Linked DNA regions of Homo sapiens: region 2 is linked to region 1. A link is a contact called in ENCODE Hi-C or POLR2A ChIA-PET data. All regions are on one chromosome and are shown on one strand. Each heading gives the region's core, a stretch centred on a gene start or an enhancer-like site at or near the end of the contact. The rest is flanking DNA. Distances are from core to core; before and after follow the strand shown.

Region 1 (7,658 bases), core at 2,148-4,647:
CCTGACTCCTTCCCCAGAACAACAGTTAAAGACCTTCTCACCTTGTCTTCAGCCCCATTCCTGGTTGAATAATACCCTTCTCCTCCTTCACCGAATAGCCAGAGCCCTTCTAGAGTCAACTTTGCTCTGAGGCCCCCTTTATCTGCATGCATCCCTTTCTCCTGCCTCTCCCCCTTCCTTTCCCTTGTCTTAAGACCTATTCCCCCTCAACAATCCTCTACAAATCCTGCCCTGGGTGTTTCCTTCCTCTGCTGAGGTCCTGAAGCACTTCTTATTGGCAACCTTCATTTGGCTTTGAAGGTACATTGCCAAATATCCCTTATCTTTTTTTTTTCCCTTTTCTTCTCTTCATATTTTAAATTGCACAAACAACAGTCTGGCTCATCTCTTTCTATGCACATATCCTGTCTACCCAACCCAATTGGGTGTCCTCCAATGCTTTGTCCTTCCCATCTGCTCATCTCCCTCCTAATGATTCCCTTGGAGAGGGCTCATCCACTTGCAGAGCACCATGGATACTACACAGATTCTTGCCACCAAACCTTGTTCAAGCCCCCCTGGCCTTACCGGCCTTTCTCCTTCTCCCAATTAATCGAAATCTGCACTCTTTCCTCAAGGCCACCTCACATTCCAATCAAGCCTTCTCCAACAAACACAGATCCACAACTACCTGTTTCTCCTCTGACTTTCTATAGATATTTTAATGCTTATATATAGTCTTGTTTTATTGGACCTCCTTTTGGACCGTAAATACAGTGAGAGTTTCCTGAGGACAACGACCAAGGCCTCAGCGTTGTGTTTCCCTAACATGGTGCTAGGTATTCTGAGGGTGCTTATTCATTACGTGCTATCTATAACACATGCAAAAAATAAAGCATAATTCAGACTTTTAGTTTCAAATATGGCACAGTAAACTAAAGCCCTAGTAGCTCTAAACTGAGCAAAGTCTGCAGCTAAAACTGAGCAAAAAATCTAAACCCTTGGAGTGAAGGATTTTGTGTATTTAAGAATCTCCTTTCAGCCGGGCATGGTGGCTCACACCTGTAATCCCAGCACTTTACGTGGCTGAGGCGGGCGGATCATGAGGTCAGGAGTTCGAGACCAGCCTGGCCAACATAGTGAAACCCTGTCTCTACTAAAAATACAAAAAATTAGCCAGGCATGGTGGCACATGCCTGTAGCCCCAGCTACTCGGGAGGCTGAGGCAGGAGAATCACTTGAACCTGGGAGGCAGAGGTTGCATGAGCCGAGATCGCGTCACTGCACTCCAGCCTGGGCAACAGAGCAAGACTCCATCTCAAAAAAAAAAAAAGAGAGAGAATCTCCTTTCACAGGGCACCAAGTTCAGTGACAGTGCAGAAAGCACCCAACTTCACAGGGTTGTCTTATCTGAGAGCAGAAACGCAACACCTTGAAAGAGCCTGTCTGGATCAAGAATTCAGCCCTCATTTTCCTAAGTGGAAAGTCTCATGTGGCCAAGCAAAGGTGACCCGATGAAAGCCAGCGTGTTCAGCCTCCTTTCAAATCGGCAGCCATAATTGCTACTCGCATTTAACATGGCACCAATCACAACCGTGTTCTGGGGCCAAGAACACTGGCCAGCTTACCACCTTCTGAAACTCGGGTGGCTGAGATCCAAGGCCAACAAGACTGAAGAGATGAGTCGCAGCAGTGGAACCCAACAGCTGCCACTGTAATTCAGGGAGCGTCCCCATAATCTGGCAGGGCAGAGTGGAACCTGTCATCCCCAGGAATTAGGGACAATTCAACCTGCAACCCTCAGAAGTTAGGTCTCCAGTAACTGCTACTGTTAAGAAAGTCCTCTCTTGCCTCTTCCTGGTTTGCAAATGTTGCTAGCCCTCTTGGATTAGCGAGCTAGGCCCCGTCTCGGAAGCGAGGTGTGGCACTTCACCCAGCAGACACACCCTCACAGACAGTCCCCATGTAGATGACAAGAAAAAGCTGACAACCAACGGTCCCAGGCTCTTCCATTATGATTGAAGCTCATGGGAGCTCGGCATCACTTAAAATGTTCTGTAAAGTTCTCAGGATGGTATTTAATAAGGCAGCAATTCAGTGTCAGTTCAAAAGCCATTTGGGGTGGAAATGGAGGGTAAAGTTGAGATGTCATAAACTCAGTAGCTTCCAAATTTTATTACAGGCTTTTTCAGGTCTAACAATAGCAATTTGGAGAAGGGAGAGAAAAGACATTACTCAGTCTTCAAAAGTACACCCCAAACTCATGCGAACTGTGAGCTGACACTGCCATCTGCTCTCCCTGACATGTGGTGTGGGAAGCATGATTACCATTTTCCTCTAAGGCCAGCGTCCTCTTTAGGATTCTCCCTCTAGCACCGGGCCTAGGACAGTCTTAATCCTGACAGTCCAGAACTTCAATTTTACTATTCACTCAACAAATACTTTTCAAGCATTTATATGCGCCAGACACTGTTATAAAGTCTGGGATGTAGCAATCACTAAAGTAGGAAAAGTTCTGCCTTGTTGGGGTGTTTATTTGCTAGTTAGGGGGACACAGGAATTAACAAATAATCAAGTATGAATAAACAGACTATCAGATGGTGATAGGTGCTATGGAAAAAGCAAGGCAGATTAAGAAGGACAGAAATCATCCAGGCAGGGGTGGGGGGAGTGGGGGATGTGGATTATGTGGTGCGGTCAGGGAAGGTCTCACTGAAGAGGTAACATCTCAGGAAGACCCAAGCAGGGGAAAGAGAGGCCATGTAGAATTGCAGGGCAGGGTTTTTCAGGCAAAGGGATCAGAAAGGGCCAAGACTGTGAGGCAGGAGAGGGATTGGTGTGTTTACAGAACAGCAAGGGGCCAAAAGGAGCGAGGAATGACGGTGACAGTGGAAGGAGCTAAGACAGGAGAGGTGGCCGGAAGCCAGATCGCTTGCAACCTTGCAAACCATTTTAAGGACTTCACCTTTAACTCAGCACATCAGTCAGGGCCTAACCAGGAGACAGAAGCCACACCAGTTATTTTAACACGGCTAATTTAATATAAAGAATAATTTTCTAGGAATAAAGTCTTAACCAGGTAACTGAAAGAGTAAAAAGACAACTCTAAGGTGTCTTTCGTATAACAACTTCAGGAAGCTCCACCCCTGGGGCTGGCAGAAGAAAAAGGGGGCTGTCGGATAATTAAAATTTAGAAGCTTAGAAAACAGTCCCATGGGGCTAGAACCCAAACCTCAAAGATGGGGCAATGGCAGTCAGTGCTGTGGCCCTAAAAAGGCACAATGAGTCTGGTTCTTGAGTGTAGGAAAAATTGCAACGTAGATTGAACAGCTGCTACAGGAAGAAACTGCTGCTGCCAAGATGAAGCAGCAGTACTGGGGTGCTGCACACAGGAGCCACAGGCAGACAGGATACCCATGGGAAAGAGTAGGAGCCTCTCTAGCAACCCCTACTGGCTGAGTGCAACAAGGAGCCCAACAAAGGAGAAATGCAGTGTTCAGGGGCCCAGCATAGAATCAAGTATTGAAGGAAGGCTTTGGAGCTGAAAGATGATAACTTACTAACTGGAACTCTCTGAATGAGATAAGATTTTGAGCAAGGAAGTGACAAAAGCTGACTCACTCTGACATCTGTGTTGAAAACAGACAGTAGAGGAGCAGCAACAGTGGAGGAGGGAAGGAGTGGATGGATTCTGAATACAGGCATCCCACTGGATTTGCTGATGGTGTCCATGTGAGCTGTGAAAGAGAGGAGTCAAGGGTGACTCCTTCATCGAGGCCTGAGTAACTGAATGGAGACAAATTTACTGAGGGAGCAGGGAGAGCAAGGGGGCAAGAACAAGCTTGTTAGGTCAGCTTAGGTGTGAGGTGCCTGTTAGAAATTCAACTGAGGGGCTGGGCGCCTGTAATCCCAGCACTTTGGGAGGCTGAGGCGGGTGGGTCACCTGAAGTCAGGAGTTTGAGTCCAGCCTGGCCAACATGGTGAAACCCCACCTCTATTAAAAATACAAAAATTATCTGGGTGTGGCAGACACCTGTAGTCCCAGCTACTCAGGAGGCTGAGGTGGAAGAATTGCTTGAGCCCAGGAGGCAGAGGTTGCAGTGAGCCAAGATCGTGCCACTACACTCCAGCCTGGGTGACAGAGTGGGACTCCATCTCAAAAAAAAGAAAGAAAGAAATTGGACTGACAATGACAGCAGGCAGTTGCATCCCCAAGCCTGGGGAGGGTTTAAGTTAGAGATATAAATTTGAGGCTCACCCATCATATAGATGGATTTTAAAGCCACATGATTGAATGAGATCATGCGTGTCATCTCAACGTCACTTAGAATATGACATGGCTAAGAATCAGCTCTGGAATCAGAATGATGTCAATTTGAATTCAAACTCTATCGTCACTGGATTTTCTCAGATGTTCTAAGCCCTGATTCCCTCATGTGTAACCTAGAGATGATACTAATCATGCTGACTACACTGATCTTATGTACGGATTAGATTCAGTAACGTAAGGAAAGCCCTTACACCAGTGCCTGATATCAACTCTTATAAATAAGAGTTATTATCATTATCATAGTTTTATGATATTATTAGTAGTCAAAGATAGCCAGAGCCTAGAAAATTAGGCTTCTAAGACCCAAAAGCAAAGAGACCTGAATTGTACTAAAAAGACAACTTATTAATTGTAGGAGAAGATACAGTGGCATCTTATGTGAAATAGGTATATAAACCATGACTCTGAATTACTGTGGCTTTCCTTTTACAGATACATTTATTCGGAGTACTAAAAATTTTTTTTTTTTTTTTTTTTTTTTTTTTTTTTGTAGAGACAGGGTCTCATGTATTGACCAGGCTGGTCTCCAACTCCTGGCCTCAGTGTCCCAAAGTGCTGGGATTCAGGTGTGAGCCCCCATTCCCTACCTCAAATGGTTTCTAATCAGGCCAATTCTCCTGACCTGTAACAGAGCCTGCCCTAGCTCTCAGAATTCTGCTGCAGAATGGGCTAGCAGTCAAGTTTGTTCTTCTCCATGAGAAGGTTTAGCACCTGGAGAGTTGAGAGGTAAGTTTGATGTACATGAGGACTGTTCCTCTGGTTTGTGAATAACCAGCCAGGGAGTAAAAAAAAGATGCCAGACAACCCTCACAAAGGAAAGAAGGAAGGGAAAGACAGATCCACAAAACGATTCTAAAGGAACATTATTAGCAAATCCTTTAAAATACCAAAACTGAGTGTGCAGGGCAAGACCAAGATAGAAACAGAATGCTTGCCTGGGGACAAACTATGGAGACATCAGCATGTGCCTGTCGTGAGTGAGCTGCTGATGAGTCAGGAATGAGCACAGCCCCAGGGTGACTCCGAGACCCTGTGCACCCGTCACCACTCACTCCTAGTTGGCCTGGGAACAGAGCCCCATCCTCCATTAATTGTTCACCTCTCATTAAGCATTTTTGCATCAGGCAGCCATTCCTTTCCAAGAGCTCAATTGCAGGGTTATGTAAGGTTCTCCTGTATTCCTGGCCGGAGAACTGAGACCAGCTGCCTGTCCAGGGCGCTCCCTTCCTAGGCGGTAGGTCACTCCAGGAAACCAAACGGCAGATTACAAAGCCTAGAAAACACAGCAGGGGAGTAGAAGAGGCTGGATGTCCTCCCAGGCTGCTCTCAACTGTAGAGAGCAGAAAATTCTCTGCTTCCTGAACCCCGAGTATGAAATCAAATCTCCCCATCCCCAGGTTGGTGTGAAGGACCTTTCAGCCAAGTCTCTCCACGACCACCTTGGATGATATCAAAGCTCTTCCCATTGTTCTTCTGCTTCCAGAGCCTTCTCCCACACAAGTTCCCAACCCTTTCACCATGTGAAAAACTCCACCATCCAAAGATTCTATTCCAAACAGCTGTTCCTGGATGCGAGGAGGGATCCATCTAGAACAGTGATTCTCAACCCTGGCTGCGCTTTGCAGCCTCCAGGGGAGACTTTAAAAGTGCTGATGTCCAGTCTCCACCCCAGGCTCTCTGGGAATGCGGCTCAGGCACCAGTATTGTTTTTAAGTTCTTCAAGTGTTTTGACTGTGCAGCTGCATTTTAAAACTAATTGTTTTCGACTATAAATTCCCTTCAGTATACTAAAGCCATTGCCGACCCTCAGGGTTGTTTTTCTAAGAACGCATGATACGACTGTCATCGTGATAGTTGCTATAAGTTCCTTCTTCTCTCCCTCTGTTAAAAGATACACCTTAGACAAATAAAATTTAACCGAGTTTAATTGAGCAAATAATGATTCGTGGATCAGGCAGCCCTTGAACCAGAATAGGTTGAGAGGGGCTCCAGCATAGCCACATGGTGGAAGACTCATGGACAGTAAAAGGAGAGTGATGGACAGGAAACAGAAGTGAGGTACAGAAACAGCTGGATTGGTCACAATCTGGTGTTTGCCTTACTTGAACAGGGCTTGAACAGTTGGCCCCCTGTGATTGGCCAAAATTTGGTGATTGGCACAATAATAGATTACAGTCTGTTTACATGTCCAGGTGGGTGACCATTTACTGTGTACAGAGAAACCTTTAGGCTGAACTTAAAATATGTAGGGAGATAGCTTTAGGGCTAAACTTAATTTAACTCCCTCCCTTCCTCCCTCCCTTCCTTCCTTCTTTCCTTCCTTCCTTCCTTCCTCCCCTCCTTCCTTCCTTCCTTCCTCTCTTCCTTTTCTTCCTCCCTTCCTTCTTTTCTTCCCTGACAACAGTGAAGAGGACAGATCACATCACTAGGCCTGAGCTCAGCATAATGGAAGCCAGGCCCCACCTAACATACTTCCATTAAAATCTAAACCACTACATGGCCCCTGAAAAAAAAGTCTCTAAAAGAGCAGAGGAGCTAGGAAAGGGCCCAAAGCTGATGAAAGACTCCAAGTGAGGGGGAAAAGATACCCTGCTGCAAAGGTGGATAGGAAAAGACAAGAGAATGCCTCCCCTCTTTGGAGAATTTTTCTGTCAAAATGCCTTTTTTAGAATATTTATTTATTTATTTTAGTGTCTCTCATTCAGCTCTTTGGCTGGCCCATTGTCCAAGGCAACATCTTCCTATTATTCTATTATCTGTCAGATGGCTACTGCAATTGTAGAAGACAACGCATGAGAAGGATCGGGCTTCACTTTTCTGCAAATGGTTGGTTCAAAATAAGCCACCAGAGGTGACCTGGTCATTGTACCCCTCCTAAAAAATGATACCAAGATGAACTTGAGAGCTTGCCAGCCTCTTTCCCTTCCCTGTGCCTCTGTTTCCCTACCTATAACACAGACATGGCAAATTTGGACATCCGAACACCACTGGGTGAAGATGAATGGTTCAAGTTTTAATCATCCTCGTTTGCAACATCTGAACATTTATCCACATATGTTTCCCCAGCACTCACTTGCCATCCCCTCCCCCTCTTTTTTTATTCATTTCTGAAAGCTTCTATTATCAATCACTGCATGAGGTAAATTTTCAAATCAGCAGTCAGGGTTTTTAAGCTGCATGACTCCTATTATAGCCAAAAGGAGGCAGGTGACCAACACTGATGCAGTCTCGAAAAATCCCCTCTGCAGCCTCCTTCCTTAGTGTTCGTTCATTCATTTTCAGGGCATGCATTGAGGCTGGGTTTAACAAAGCCTTCACCGAGGATCAGTCTACCTTTCACAGAGGGCCC
Region 2 (7,658 bases), core at 1,854-4,353, 150 kb after region 1:
TGTCAGATTATGCACATCTTTCAGTGGACGGTGAAAAGCAAACACGACTGCAGGAAATCCCAGCGTATCAGGGACAGATGGAATGCTTGCATTTGGGATCTTCTTTTTATTTTCCATTATGCCCCACTAGCCAAAGGTCTCCATCGATGTGAGGAGAAATTAATTAGTGGCAGCATCACCGTTGCAGTATCGTTTAATTGCTGATATGACAGGGAAGGAGAAGGAAAATGAAGAAGTTGGGGAGGCAGATTATCACAAAACAGATAAAGTTGTAATGAATAGTGTCCTGCAATGTCGCTTATCCTGGAACAAAGTAAGAATAACGCATTTGCCTGTAACTGATCCAAGGCCACATTCGCTGTACAACACAATACTTGCTTCCTCCACGTGGTCCCCACCTGGAAGGGGAACAGTGGAGAAAATTGCTAATGTGAGAGGGACATTGTGGGAGCCGCATAAGACACCATCTCCACAGGCCCAGGGACACAGAGCCCCCGGCCCTTGTGGGGTGACAGTCTACACAGTTTTACTAGTGCCTTTACATTGGCCTCAAGTTGTGCAAAATCATGCATTTTTGACACAAAAACAGTCCGACATTTAAAATCATTACCACCTCCCTTTGACTTCTTAGCTGCAAGTATGAGATTGAATCATACCATTTAGCCCTGTGATTTATGGATATCATAAATCGCATTGTGTTTGTAGTCCAGTAGTGTCTGTCACAGTGCTAAAAGACCAGTGCAACTGGCATCGTAGGAAGAGACAACAACAAGACTGCTTATAAAGATATTTGGGATTAAATGGCTTGTTGGGAGCTGGAGGAAATGGTCCTAGCCACAACAAATCTTTCAACATTCCTCTCACTGGGATGGGGGTGGGAACTGTTACTGGTCTTCCTCCACCATCGTCTGATTCACTCTCCCCTGCCAACACTGGCACCATCCATCACCTCCTTCCGCGATAGGGACACAGATAGCACCACTTATAAAATCAACATCACTCTGTTTTGGCTCAGCATGAATTATTACTCTTCAAAGGTAGGAGAGAAAGCGGTGAAAGGGAGGACTGATTTATATTGCAGTTGCCCTCCTGGCACTATATGGGTTTGGGAAGATAATGGGGAAGAAATTCCGAGTTCTCTAAATTAAAGTTAATGAAGGAGCACATTTTCAACTGTTTTATAGCCTCACATGGGTTACTATTCAACACTCAGGCCTCTCCACCACACATGTTGCTTTTTTGGCTTTTTTTTTTTTTTTTGAGATGGAATTTTGCTCTTCTTGCCCAGGCTGGTGTGCAATGGCACAATCTCGGCTCACCACAACCTTCGCCTCCTGGGTTCAAGCGATTCTCCTGCCTCAGCCTCCCGAGTAGCTGGGATAACAGGCATGCGCCACCACGCCCCGCTAATTTTGTATTTTTAGTAGAGACGGGGTTTCTCCATGTTGGTCAGGCTTGTCTTGAACTCCCAACTTTGGGTGATCCACCCACCTTGGCCTCCCATAGTGCTGGGATTACAGGCGTGAGCCACCTCACCCAGCACTTTTTTGGCTGCTTATCTACATTACACCAACATCTACACTACACTCATAATCTACATCACATCAGTAACTTACTGCTGGACCTCTGTAACTGCTGGCTTCATCCTAATGTTTAATAATTCAGGTATGGTCTGCTTGCTGTGTTTGTTTCTGAGGGCTGCCATAACAAAATACCGCAGACTGGTGGCCGGACACAGAAATGTATTCTCTCACAGTTCTGGAAGCTGGAAGTCTAAGGTCGAGGTGTCAGCAGAGTTGGTGTCTCCTGGGGCCTCCCTCCTTGGCTTGCAGATGGCGTCTTCCACTGTGTCCTCACATGGTCTTCCCTCTGTGAGTGTCTGCGTCCTCATCTCCTCTTTTTACATGAACACAGTCATGGTGGATTAAGGATCGCCCATAGGACCTCATTGTAACTTAACTACCTCTTTAAAGATGAAATACGGCTCATGCCTGTAATCCCTGCCAAGGCGGCTGGATCACCTGAGATCAGGAGTTTGAGACCAACCTGACCAACATGGCGAAACCCCATCTCAACTAAAAATACAAAAATTAGCCAGGCACGGTGGCAGGCACCTGTGATCCCAGCTACTCAGGAGCCTGAAACATGGAAATAGCTTGAACCCAGGAGGCGGAGGCTGCAGTGAGCTGAGATCGCGCCAATGCACTCCAGCTTGGGCAACTGACTGAGACTCCACCTCAAAAAAAAAAAAAAAAAAAAAAAAAGACAAAATACAGTCGCATTCTGAGGAACTGGAGATTAGTTAGGGCTTTAACATATGAATTTGACGGGGGGGGAGGGACAAAATTCAGCTAAGAACCTGCTTTTCCTGAAGCATCACCAGATCAACATTACATACATGTGTGCACACACACGCACACACACATTTTACGTTCTTCTCTGACTTGCTCAGAATTTCCAATTCCAACTACTGTGTCGGGAGCCAGGGAGGGAAGAACTCCATATGTCCTGGCTCGGAACAGTCTCTCTGGGGTAACCCAATGTCTCCCAGTAAGTGCCCAGTTTTGCAGGGCATCTCCTCTCTCTCCAGGACTCAGCCTACCCACTTTCTGTAGGGGTAGAGATAAGCACTGGCATCCTCCCAGCAGTGACAGGAAGGCCTCAGGCCTCGCTCTTGCTCCTTGCTGTGTCCCCTGCCTGCACCTGGGCATCGGCCTCTGTCCTCACTGCTGTTGTTGCTGAAGCACCAAGGCCGGTGTGACTCTGCGTCTCTTCTTTGAGTGGGGCATCACCCACTCATTGCTCCGGGGACCTTAGCCTTCCCGCCCGCTGACCGCCTGGTCCACCTGAGCTCTCCCTGGTCCCACAAGTGCCCCAGGGTCAGGCTTCATCTCCCTATTGATGCCAACTCCAGCAGCCACCTTCTAGCTGCGTATGCAGAAGACTCTGCCCTTCCCCCGGTGAAGTCCCTCAGTGGGCTCACCCAGCCCACACCTCAGCTACCGTCCACATCTCCCACCAAAACACAGTGTGGCATAAGCGTGGAACCACCGCGTAAGGCTCTCTTCACTGACACGTCACATCCTCTTTTCTTCTCTGTGGGGAAGCCCCGCCTCAGCCTCGGGCACCATCACGGGGGTGTGTGTGGGGGGGTCTCCTTTCATTCTCTGAATGTGGAGTGGGAGCACCGCCCCTCAGTGTCAACTTCCTGCAACTTATCTGAGATGTGTTACCCGCATCTCACACGTCCCCCCACCGGCGCCCCCACTTCCACCCCCGCCTTCAGCAAGAGACTGGAACTCTGAGGAAGAAACTAAGAACACACCTATTCCCTTTCTCCTTCTCTCCTCAGTCCTTCCTCTCTCAACTAGAAGGGTTTTCCATGTCCAGCAGTACAGATAATTTCCTTATGTCAGATTCTCTGTTCTGCACATCATGGTGTAAGATAATAACACCCAGTGCTCAGACCTCCAGGGTCTACTTTTCACAGGCAGATGGAAACTTATTGGAATTTGGGAAATACTTTTCTTTCTTAGCAAAGCATGGACTGGAAGATTCTCTCACTTTGCACAAAACAATTCTAACATGAAACCCAAAGCTAAGCCAGGACTCTTTCTTCTGAGCAGCCTCCTCCTTCTCTCCCCCTGAATTGATGGATTCAGCTCCAGGACAACCTGATACAAAAGTACACAAACACACTGTAGCACTAGCAACTGTGAAACAAATATTCCAGTACATGGCAGGGCGCGGGGGCTCACACCTGTAATCCCAGCACTTTGGGAGGCCGAGGCAGGCAGATCACGAGGTCAGGAGTTTCAGACCAGTCTGGCCAACATAGTGAAACCCCGTCTCTACTAAAAATACAAAAAATTAGCTGGGCATGGTGGTGGGCGCCTGTAATTCCAGCTACTTGGGAGGCTGAGGCAGAAGAATCGCTTGAAGCCGTGAGGCGGAGGTTGCAGATAGCGCCACTGCACTCCAGCCCAGGAGACAGTGTGAGACTCCGTCTCAAAAAAAAAAACCAAAAAATAAATAAATATATATATATATATATATATTCCATTACATCCCCCAGAGTAGGTCAATTTGTAAAAGGGCATTTAATTTATCTGGTTAGCACTGTTTTCCTTAGATAGGCAATTGGGGAGGCAATGGAGAAAAATATCAAATGCATTCATTAATAATTCATTGGTAGGAGCCTCTCTCTGGTTCCTAACCAGAAAGCTTTCGTATCCAAAGAGCTAAGGCAATGACAATGACAGCAGTTATCCTCCCAGGAACATGAAGGCACCCACCATCCTTACTGTTTACTTATATATCTCATTTGGGATCTCATCACTAAGGGTTGTGAAAACTAGCAGAAGAAAACCCTCAGAAAACTTTCAGTATAAGAAGATTGAATTGGCTGGTTCCCTGACTCATTACAACAGAACGGAAAACGTGAATTCAAGGCAATATAAATGATGGCTCAGATGGAAACTAGAGTCAGGCTGCTTGGCTGCCTGTCTCGACTCTCCCTCTTCCTTTGTAACTCCAACCAAGTCACTTAATCTCCCTGTGTCTGTTTCCCCATCTATAAAATGGGAGTTATAAAAGGGCCTACCGCATGGTGGTGTTGGGAAACTAACAAGAATTAATTCACATAAAGTGCTAGACCTGTGTTTGACACACAGTAAATAGACTCTTAGTAAATGTTAGGTGTTATTATTACTATCAGGTTGTAGGAAAGTGGTTACTATGAATAATATTAATAGCTAAGACTTATGGAGTGCTTACAATGCTAAGCAATGTTATAAGTTCCTTCCATATGTAACAGCGGCAAAAAATTATTATTATAAAAATATTTTTAAAGCCCTTTTTTCCATCCTCTCTTATGTCTGCTCACCTCCACTTCCACTAGTAAAATTCTGACTTGATTCCCTTGGCATTTTCCCATATCCTCAGCTCACAGGCCTTAATTCACAGACTGGGGAAAAAATACTGTAAGCCTGAGAGGCAAGATTTATATTTGCAATGGGAAGAACCTCTGGCAGAAACAAACAAACAAAAATAGCTCAAAGCAAGCATGGCAGGTGAGCATGAGAAGTCTGCTGTTGGGATGAAGAGTGCACTGAGGAGGGTTTTTCAAGTATGCTCTGTTAGAAGTGAGGGGTGGGCAAGTTGAAGCCAAGAAATTTTCTAAAGCTTAGTATTTCTTAGGCATATGCTGTTGAAATTTTCTTAAGAAACCACAGTAAACACTTGACTTGCTTTCCACTAAGCTTCCTTGTGAATTTGTTCTTTTCTCTGGAAGTGACTTTAAGCTAAGACAGGACCACGTGGGACCTGACTTTATGCAGGTTACACACCCATTCTTTCATTTTATCCTCACCACAGTCCTAGGTGTTGGGAACTATTATTATCCCTCATTTGAAGAGAAAACTTGCCCACAGTCACACAGAAAGTACCGAGCCTGAATGTGAATCTAAGTAGTGTGACTTGGGAACCTGCACACTGACCACTGTGTTAACCCTTTTTGCCTACTTCTTAATAATCCATGCTTCCTAAATTATCCTTAGAAATTATTATCTAAGGAAACTAATGCCACGTTTCCTCCCACGTCATAAAAAGGTCTCCTTTCAATAAAAATAAAAATCAAGCTAAGTGCAAGTGGCACACACCTGTAATCCCAGCTACTGAGGAGGCTGAAGCAGGAGGATACTTGAGCCCAGGAGTTTGAGGCTGTGATGCACGATGATCACGCCTGTGTATAGCCACCGTACTCCAGCCTGGGTAATATATCAAAACCACCATTGCTAAAACAAACACATAAACGAAAAGAAAAATCAAAGTGTATACATTTGTTTGTTGTGAGTATATAACTTTAATAACATTTACGCTGTTTAAAATTCAAAAGGTACAAATACTGTTTATCAAAGTCTCCCACCTAACCTTGTCCCTCCAACCATCTGGTTCTCTTTCCCAGAGGCAAACAATGTTATCAGTTTCAATTATATATTTTCAGATAAAAGCATTACAAGCAAATGCATTTTTGCTCTCTCCTTTTTTAAATGCTAGCATTACATACTCAATATTGTCCACTTTGATTGCTTTCATTTATCAGCATCTTGGAAATCACTTCACGTTGGCATGTAAGAAGCGTCCTCGTTTTTTTTGTATAGCTAAAAAAATTCATTAAGATGCAGCAGCATTTATTTAACAAGTTCCCTAATTGTTGGACAATTAGAATATTCCTAACTTTGCCCTATTATAAATGATATGATGATAAATACCCTTGTACATAATGTCATTTTGCATATGCTAGTATATCCATAATATAAATTCCTAGAAACGGAAGTGCTGGGTCAAAGGCCATGTGCATATGTATTTTTAAATAGATGCTCCCAAATTGCCCTACATGGATTATTTTAAACAAAATACACTCCTACCAGCAATGTATGAGGTAGTGTATTTTCTCACACCCTCTCCAACACAGTGGATTACTAAACTTTTTGGTCTTTGCCCATCTGATAGATGAAAATGGAAAATCCATTACTTGTCTTTCTCAGGATATGTGAGTTTGAACTATAGCTTGCTGTCCACAAACCTCTTTATTCGTTCATTTCAATAGTACAAGGCATTTAGCACATACAAGGCTCAGTCCTAGGCACCCCTTTGCCCTATAAAGCAGAAACTTTCTCTGAAATCATATGTGGCTTAAGATTCCTTCCGATGGCTGGGATTTGAGTAACTCCTGATCTCTTCACTGTGGAATAAGAGAATAGTTATTGGGGTTTTAGAAGAACAAATAACACTCCTGTCCCCATTCTCTTCCCAGCCCCCACCCAGCTTCAAGTGGGACCAATTAAAAGACTCAGAATCAGACAGATGGAGATCAAAATATCTGCTTTATTTCTGATAAAGCCGATTGGAGTCTGAAGCTTAGAGCTGGAAACAGATGGGTTTTCTAATATCTGCCCCCACCACAAAAGGAAACCATGATTAAACCCACATACCAGTCACAGCAGGCCTAGTCAAATGCAAGCTCCTCTGAAGCCAGGGCCACTTACCGTAGGGCCGCAGAGGGGACTTGGTTTCCTGAGGACAGCCACACTCAGCAGGAACTTGCAGGAGGGAACCCTCAGTCCACCCAACCAGAGCAGCCACTGGGGAGGTGGAGACAAAAGGCCAGTAATGTCCCTCCCCAATAGCTTTCCCCTCCCCAAGCAAGGAGGCTCTCATCCCTCTAAGCAAATGTAAGGAGAGGGAGATAAGAAGGTTCTACTGGGCTGGGCGCGGTGGCTGTAATCACAGCACTTTGGGAGGCTGAAGTGTGCAGATCACTTGAGGTCAGGAGTTTGAGACCAGCCTGGCCAATGTGGTGAAACCCCATCTCTACTAAAACACAAAAAATTAGCCAGGTGTGGTGGTGGGCACCTGTAATCCCAGCTACTTGGGAGACTGAGTCAGGAGAATCACTTGAACCCAAGAGGCGGAGGTTGCAGTGAGCCGAGATTGTGCCATTGCACTCCAGCCTGGGCAACAAGAGCAAAACTCTATTTCAAAACAAAAAAAAAGAATGCTCCACTGAGGTCTACCTTTGAAGGATAAAGTTATAAAGAAAATGGGACCTTTCTGGAAGGAAAAAAAATGTTAATCTAAGAAGAATAAAGCATTTA

Evidence for each region. Hi-C counts contacts between places; a loop is a spot of excess contacts on that map. ChIA-PET counts read pairs that join two places held with the same protein, here RNA polymerase II (POLR2A). Pooled maps may share reads with other maps.
Region 2: a pooled map shows a loop between it and region 1 (4-fold over the local background). The contact joins two enhancer-like sites. A Hi-C loop is called at or near these places in 1 of 168 maps with a recorded cell type or tissue (esophagus muscularis mucosa) and 3 of 50 pooled maps. POLR2A ChIA-PET finds 5 or more read pairs at or near these places in 3 of 52 experiments (AG04450, GM12878 and activated CD4-positive, alpha-beta T cell).

What each region holds. Positions count from the first base shown.
Region 1 is chr6:14,707,819-14,715,476 of GRCh38, forward strand. The region is part of intron 1 of LOC101928354 (a long non-coding RNA gene); the gene reads right to left. Among named protein-coding and RNA genes, the nearest start is that of LINC01108, 430 kb to the left of the region's middle. Within about 2 kb of position 3,398, at least 6 of the 41 ENCODE cell types and tissues checked have a DNase peak (open chromatin) inside an H3K27ac peak, as active enhancers do.
Region 2 is chr6:14,854,573-14,862,230 of GRCh38, forward strand. It overlaps LOC105374945 (a long non-coding RNA gene), which reads right to left. Exons shown (of 5, transcript XR_007059473.1): 4 at 7,050-7,145; 5 at 5,844-6,745. Among named protein-coding and RNA genes, the nearest start is that of JARID2-DT, 390 kb to the right of the region's middle. RefSeq lists an enhancer at 3,081-3,210. Within about 2 kb of position 3,104, at least 5 of the 41 ENCODE cell types and tissues checked have a DNase peak (open chromatin) inside an H3K27ac peak, as active enhancers do.